2 separate regions of the Homo sapiens genome follow, and region 1 is linked to region 2. A link is a loop called in an ENCODE intact Hi-C map of the cell type or tissue named here. Cell type or tissue: gastrocnemius medialis. All regions are shown on one strand.

What was found. A loop is a pair of places that touch in the nucleus more often than their neighbours do. Peaks named below come from ENCODE experiments on the same cell type or tissue, not always from the same donor. Only the 100,000 strongest peaks of a DNase experiment are listed, where the experiment ranks them.
Region 1: a loop joins it to region 2, with 2.4 times the contacts of the local background. A loop is called at or near these places in 1 of 110 quality-filtered maps.

Annotation. Positions count from the first base shown.
Region 1 is chrX:20,216,848-20,220,847 of GRCh38, reverse strand. All of the region lies in intron 2 of RPS6KA3 (ribosomal protein S6 kinase A3), which reads left to right. Among named protein-coding and RNA genes, the nearest start is that of RPS6KA3, 48 kb to the left of the region's middle. In gastrocnemius medialis, a CTCF peak has its summit at 1,798; no DNase peak of the experiment used is centred here; H3K4me3 peaks cover 2,458 bases; H3K27ac peaks cover 3,975 bases.
Region 2 is chrX:20,311,928-20,315,927 of GRCh38, reverse strand. No RefSeq gene overlaps it. Among named protein-coding and RNA genes, the nearest start is that of RPS6KA3, 47 kb to the right of the region's middle. In gastrocnemius medialis, no CTCF peak of the experiment used is centred here; a DNase peak (open chromatin) is centred at 2,287; H3K27ac peaks cover 3,716 bases.

The DNA.
Region 1 (4,000 bases), 95 kb after region 2:
CACATTCTTTTCAGTCACTCTATTTGTGTTTTACAGCAGTACCACACTGTTTTAATTAAGGTATCATTTCAACTTGGAGACTTATTTCAGATTTTGGTGTCTGAAATATTGCTTCATTTTAGTGCTGATTATTAAAAACCATAACACACGCAAAATGTGAATTATTAACCTGAGCACTGGTAGTAATTAAAGCCAATTTTCACTAATCCTTTAAGTTTAAAAAAGGGTATTTGGTTGCTCATGTTTAAAAATATTACTTGAATAAAGTCAATGACTGCTACTTAACAGAGATATCCTACTTCATGAGTTGTGCAGTAAAGATGATGCTTTTTCCTGACATAGTCTCAAGAGCCACCTCATGTTCAGACTGCCATTCTGTGTTAGGCGGTTGTCCTAGCCTTGCTGCCCTTTTGGAGCTCCATTGTAAGGAGTCTTAAGTAATTCCTTTTGGGAGATGGGAGAGTTCCTAAGTGTCTGCCTTGCTGAAAAACTGAAGCATGCGTTTTTAAACAAGAGGAGTGCACAGTTTTCCGGGCGGAATTCAAAGTTCTATCTTAGATATTTATTTGGGTCCCTGTTGCTGCTAATGTATTTGATTGTATAAGATAATTTTTTAAATTGAGCAAGGTTTTTTTTTTAGTTACTCTTCAACTTCCATTAGGTCATTTATAGAACATTTTCATAAAAATTTGATAGAGGAGGAAGAGCCCTGGCTTTTCATGTAGAATCTGTAGCACAAAATGGTCTCTCTAATGTTTGCTCAATAAATGGGTACTAAACTGAACTCCCATTATAGATAGCTCTATCACCAAATATGGGCCTACCTTGACCACAGTTTCTTCATCCAGAAAGTGAGCTGATTATTCTTGGTATTTTCTAGAGTGTCTTTAGATTTTGAAAATTCCGTGCTTTTATTAAATTCTTACAGGCTGTGCAGATTAACACTTGAGGTTTTTGTTGGTTCCACATAGATTAAATGTTCATTAAGCAGAGCATTATCCCACAACTCTTGAAGCTGTTGTCCTTCGGTTGTTTTAAATACCACTATTACAGTGATTATGTTCTGAATATTGGCATACCTGTCATTTTCCAAAGTAAAAATACCTTAGAAAAACTTCTATAACGTATTAGAGGATGAAATGAAATGGAGTAAGGGATTATATGGTAGCTTGACCCCTCCTTCTTTTCCAACATGGCTTCTTAAGTGTTTCATTTTGCTAATAACCCAAGGATTGGACTTCTTTTTTTTAACTTATATTTTATCAACTAGGAATGTGAGTTTTTAACTATGGGCCTTTAAGTCTTTAACCTGGTTGATAATTAATGCTTATGACTAACATAAATTCAAAAGTAATTTACTTTCATTTAAGACAGGTAGCATTTGTCCTTACATCACAATTTTAAAAGTTTCTTGCCTGTGGTCTTCATTTTCTACCTATAGTTATGAAACTCTTCCTCATTGACAGGGAACACCCATGACATGCCTGTGTATAACCTTAAAATTATCTTGAGACCACGGCTTGAGTGTGTGTATAAACACACTGCAAAGGGTCAAATTCCACTTGTGCATCAGTTTAGCAACTTTTAGTAGTGGCAACTAGTTTCAGTTGTTTTAAAGGGTCATATAGTTAAGAAATTCTGGCATTTCTCAGGATTCTAAAATAATAACGTTTGTTTCACTGGTTGTGAAAATTGTCCGGATTGCTGGGAACTAGGAGAAAAGAATATTTCAACAGGATTTGGCTATCAGCAAATCTGTTTTGGTTTCCTATTCTGGCCTCCCTACCTATCCAGCTACATTAGTGCCCCTGCCGGCAGGTTTCTTCTTTCTTTTACCACAGGAAAATTGTCCGGCCTCTTTTTCTAGCATTTTCAGGACCCGCCTGACAGGAAATTTTCTAATTGCCGGAACAGCTGGTAGGAGAAAACTTTGCAGGGGCTTGGCCTTCCCTTTCTAACTTAAGTTTTACCGTCAGAAATTCTTTTATCACCATCATGGTTTCGTAGCCATGTTTAAATTTTTGTCTTTTCGTGTTCGCTCTATACAGGTAAGCTCTGTTCAGCTTCTTTTATAGAATAAAATGTTTTAGTTGGAGCTAACTATAATTACAGTAATTAGTTATTTCGTTTTATATGTTCTTTAAAGCAGCTTTTCAAAATTCAAAACCTGTTTTGATAGAACTTTTAAAGGATAATAGCTCTGTTTACTAAAAGCCAGTTATGTGTATTATACATTTCAACTCTGTATATTTTGTCAACTGACTTTTACGTTGTTTTTTTGTTTTTGTTTTTTTTAGTGCTAGAGTAATTTTTATCTTGCTAGTGTTTGTAATTTTGTATAGTAAAACAAATGACTGTAACTCTCAAAATTAAACCAGGCATAAACAGAATTGCAAAATTGCTAATATTTAGGAGATTACTATAATGAAAACAACTTTAGTGGGTAGGAGAGTATGTTATTTTAAGCAGTCAATAACTTAAAATCACATTTTGGTGGAAATTGGTTCCTGTAAAAACTTGGAAGTTTTTAAGCAACTCCATATTTAAGTAACTTTAAGCAAGTAATTTTATCTGACTTAGAGTAGGAACAATTTTCAAAGAATTATTCTGTTAAAATGGGCTTAGTGGATGTTAATTTGCAATATATTTAATCTACAATCCTGCCAAAATCAACTTGATATTTTGCCATGAGAATTGTGCTATCCAGCAGCTCTTTAAAGAGAATTAAATTTGCTGATCGGGATTCCAGATTGGGAGAAAACTCTGCTCTTTGTGGCGGTGATTAGAAATGTTAATCTGGAGAACCAGCTTGCTGTTTTCTCAAACATAGATAAAAGGAGCTGACTTATAAGAGCTTAAAGCTCTCTTAAAGAATTTGGTTAAATGAAAAATGTTGAGCTTATTTATCATTCCATCAGCAAATGAAGTAAATTGAATTCAGTCAGATTGTAATCTAGAATATATTAATACATAGTTTCACACCATGGCTTGAATAACCAGCCTAATTTTGTGTCACAGCAAAATAATTTTTATGTATCTTGATCATCTACAAAGAGGTTAACATATCTTTTTAAAATAAAACTACATGTTATAGAACTATAGGTATCTATATAAAGGGTGATAGTTTAATTTAGAATGACATTTAAGGGGCAAATAAAGTATGCATTTTTCATTTGTAAGGTCTTTTTTATGGTACAACAAAAAATGGTTACACATCCATAGTTAGAAAGTACTTATTGACTTTTACCAAGGAACATTTAAATATTTTACTTCAAGCTTCAGTAATATTTTCTGGCATTCAAAACAATTTAGAAAATACAAATGCCTCAAGAACACACTTCCTGACTCAGGGGAGGGGAGGAAAAAGGAAATTATGTATACAAGGCAGGGCATAATGCCAAATGTTGAATCATTCTTTGAAATCAGTTAATATCTCTCAGTTTGTTTTCTTAGTTAGCATGTTACAATATTAGGTTTTCGATAATTCAAATAGACAATATTAATTTCAGTTTCTTTTCTTTAATCCTTTTTACATTTTAAGATCAAAATGATATTTTTCTCTCACAACTTGAAAAGGAAACATTAGATTATTTTTTCCCCACTAAAGAGTGGACCTTAAAGACCATTGAGGTATAAACCTAAGGACGTTTTGTTGGTCCTGGGAAATAAACTGGGTGGCTTTTTGTGTGACTGAGGGACACCAAAAGATCCACCTGCCCATAAATTTTCTCTTCATTTTTCCATGATGTCCAAAATGACACTCTTTACAGAATTGTAAAAGTATATGTTTCAACTGAACTGACTTTGTTTTATCCATCAGGGGTCATATCTCAACAGATATTTATCTAATAATAAATCTTTGAGATCCAGGTAAATTGTCTTAGTATCTCTAACACCTAGTACAATACCTGGCCCATAATTTGAATGGCCTTCCAACAAAAAGGAATGGTCCTAACAGAGTATGTCATAGATCAGAAACATTTTCACTGGGACCAGGCAT
Region 2 (4,000 bases):
CCCATGGGACATAAAGTAGATTCGTGGTTGCCAGGGGAGGGAGAATGAGGAGTGACTGCTAATGGGTATGAGGTTTCTTTTTGAGGTGATGTAAATATTCTGGAATTAATGGCGATGGTTCCATAACCTTGTGAATATACTAAAACCCACGGAATTGTATACTCTGAAATGGTTAATTTGATGGCATTTGAGTTATATCTCAATTTTTTTAAAAAAAAAAAGTATCTCAGAGTTGACATATGAAAGTGATAGTGGTGAATATCAGGTTTTTATCCTTTATGTACCCTGGCTTTTCAGACTTTTATAACGTATTTTTTAATATTAATTTAGGAAGGAAAAAAATTCACCCTTCAAAATCACTTTTCTGCTTTAAAACCTCATCCCTATGCATGGAGTGAAGGCCACACTACTTGCAAAGTTGTCCAGGCCTTTTCTGAGCAGGCCCCAACCTGCTTTGACAGACACTCATCTTTCACTCTCCTGTGACTCTCCTCCCCTGAGACTCTCCTCCCCTGACTTCAGCTACTTCAGATTTCTTCATTTCCTGAACATGCCCTGGGCTTCCTTGCCTCTGAGGCTTTCTTCCCTGCCACTCACAGCCACCCCTTTCTTTGTCTCCACTCTGATCCAGCCCTACCTGCAGAAATATTTCCTGGTTCAGAACAACTCTCACTTCCCCAAAGCTGCAGTTGAAACGACTCTCTCTCTCTAGCTCTGCTAACAGTTTGTTTAGCATCTGCTTTGACAGCATTTATTACATGCTGCCATTTTATATAATCAGCCGTGTATTTCTTGTTAGGCTGATTCACATTTGATTCCTCTACAATATACAGTACATAGAGTAGATATTCAATAAAACTTAATTTTTAGTTTAAATTCTTTGGGAAAAAAAAGCAAATCTATATTTACACATTTGCTCAGTCAACGAGTTCTTAGTGGTGGCACACTCTGTGTCGGGTAATAGTCCCCAAGTCTGAAAATGTTCTCATTCTCATGAAACCTATTTTTTAATTTTTATTTTTATTCATGTATGACATACATACACTATGCACAAATCTTAAGTATATACCTCAATGACTTATTAAATATGTATATACCCATGTAATATATACACCCCATGCTCCCTCCCAGTCAATATCCTCCTGTCCAGAGGTAACCACTATTTCAAATCCTACCTCTATAGTTTTCCCTGTTCTCGAATGCCATATAAGTGGAATCATATAATATGTTCTCTTTTGTGCCAGGCTTCTTTTGTTCTTCATCATTTCTGTGATATTCATCCATGTGGTTGTGTATAGCAGTAGCTCATTCTTTTCATTGCTGTATAGTATTCCATTGAGGATATTCCATTGAATATTTCACAATTTATTTATCTATTTTCCTATTGATGAACATTTGGTTTGGTCCCGGTTATGAATAAAGCTGCAGTAAACATTCTTGAATATGGCTTTTGATGGACATAAATATACATTCCTCCTAAATATATACTTAGGAATGAAATTGCTGGATCATAGGTGGCTTTGGTAGTTACTGCCCAACAACCTTCCCAGAGGTTTTGTGCTAATTTACACTCTTACCAACAACATATGAAAACAAGCAAACAAATAAGTAAAACATCTGATAGTGAAAAAAGCAATGTGGAAAATTAAGATCAGATGATGAAGGTACTTTAGATTTGGTGACCAGGCAAGGCTTCTTTAACAAGGTGAACTTTAAGCCTGAATAACAAGAAGATGGCAGCCATGCACATGTCAGAAGAGGAGCATTTCAGGCAGAGGGTAAAACCACAAAGGCCCTAGCGCAGGAAGTAACTGAGCTTGTTTAAGGAACAGAGAGGAATCTAGGGGCCTTGGAGTAAGTGGGGAAGTGAAGACAGCAGATAAAGGGTGTGTTATTAAGCCAGCTGCCACAGTAGGTGACTGGAGCTTAATTCAGTGGGGGAAATTATGAGGAAGGGATAAAATACATGCTTCAGAATTACCCAAGAAAAGGGAATGCTTATATGCTGTTGGTGGGAATGTAAATTAGCACAACCTGGAAAACAGTAGGAACAACTCTGGAAAACAGTAGGAGATTTCTTTTTCTTTCTTCTTTCTTTCTTTTTTTTTTCTTTTTTTGGAGACGGAGTTTTGCTCTTGTTGCCCAGGCTGGAGTGTAATGGCATGATCTCAGCTCACTGCAACCTCCGCCTCCCAAGTTCAAGTGATTCTCCTGCCTCAGCCTGCCGAGTAGCTGGGATTACAGGCGCCTGCCACCACGCCCGGCTAATTTTTTCTATTTATAGTAGAGATGGGGTTTCACCATGTTGGCCAGGCTGGTCTTGAACTCCTGACCTCAGGTGATCCACAGGCCTCAGCCTCCTAAAAGTGCTGGGATTGCAGACATGAGATTTCTTAAAGAGCTAAAAGTAGATCTTCCGTTTGATCCAGCAATTCCACTACTGGGTATTTACTCAAAGTAAAACAAGTCATTGCATCAGAAAGACACCTGTACATGTATGTTTATTGCAGCACAATTCACAATTGCAAAGATATGGAACCAGCCTGAGTGCCCATCAACCAATGCATGGATTTTTAAAATGTGGCATACATACACCATGGAACACTACTCAGCCACAGAAAAAGAGTGAAATAATGTCTTTTGCAGCAACTTGGATGGAGCTGGAGGCCATTATGAGAAGTGAAGTAACTCAGGAATGGAAAACCAAATACCGCATGTTCTCACTTAGAAGTGGAAGCTAAGCTATGGGTATACAAAGGGATGCAGAGTGGTATAATGGACATTGGAAACTCAGAAGAGGGGAGGGTGGGAGGAGTGTGAGGGATAAAAGAACTACATATTGGGTACAACGTACACTACTTGGGTGATGGGTGCACTAAAATCTCAGACTTTACCTCTAAAGAAAGGAAAATAAAAGAATTAAAAAAATATTTAAAAAGAAATTATGTTTTTTAAAAAAAGAGAATTATCCTACCCAAGAGCCGAGAGACCAGGGGTCATTGGTTGAGGATTGCTGCTGGCAGGTTGGGGCTGGAGATGTTAATTTCCCAGCACATCTGTATCTAATATAGGCATTTTCTTCCATGACTGAGATTCAGTATCTTTCTCTTTATCTGGGCCTTTAACTTCGTCTTGTTTTCACTGGTCTTTCCTTGACCCTTGGCCCCACACCCAGCTCCTTGAATTCACTATTCTCTACCACTATAAATGTCATCAGCCATGTGGCCCACTTTCATTCCCATGGTCAGCCTCTCTTAATCAGGTCCACCATTTACTTTTACTTCTCCTGGACTCCCATTCACTAGGTATTCTACCTAGCACAGAGTCTTGCTAATAATAGACTCAGTACATGCATGCAGCATAACTATTGGCAGGGGATCCATAGCCATGCTGATTTGCAAAGACTTCAAATTACTGTTAAATCGCAGTTTGATTCTTGCTACTTCCTGCAATCCTTCCAATCCTTAGGTACTTCCTGGATGTTTTCCTGACAACTAAAGCCTCACTTTCTGTATCAGTTATCAGTGACCACATAATTCTGTGTAATAAAACACCCCAAGACTCAGTGTCTTTAAACAATAACCATTTATTGTGTTCACAAGTCTGTGGGTTGGCAATTTAGGCTGGGCTCAGATGGACAGTGCTTCTGATTTCAACTGGACTCACTCATGGATCTTACAGTCATCTGCAGCTCAGCTAATCTAGGATAACCTCAGCTGCAATGACTAGAATGACTCAACTCTGCTCCTCATGTCCCATCTTCCAACAGGATAACCTGGATATGTTCTCGTGGCAAACACAGAAGTAAGTGAAAACACTCAAGGCCTTTTGAGACCTGGACCTGGAACTGGCCCACCATCACTTCCACCACATTCTATTGCCCAAAACAAGTTACAGGGCCAGCCCAGATTCAAAGGAAAGGAAAATAGACTCTGGCTCTTCAGTGGATGAAATTCCAAGGTCACCTGGTAAAGGAAGAGGTGAAGAAGTAAGGTCATTA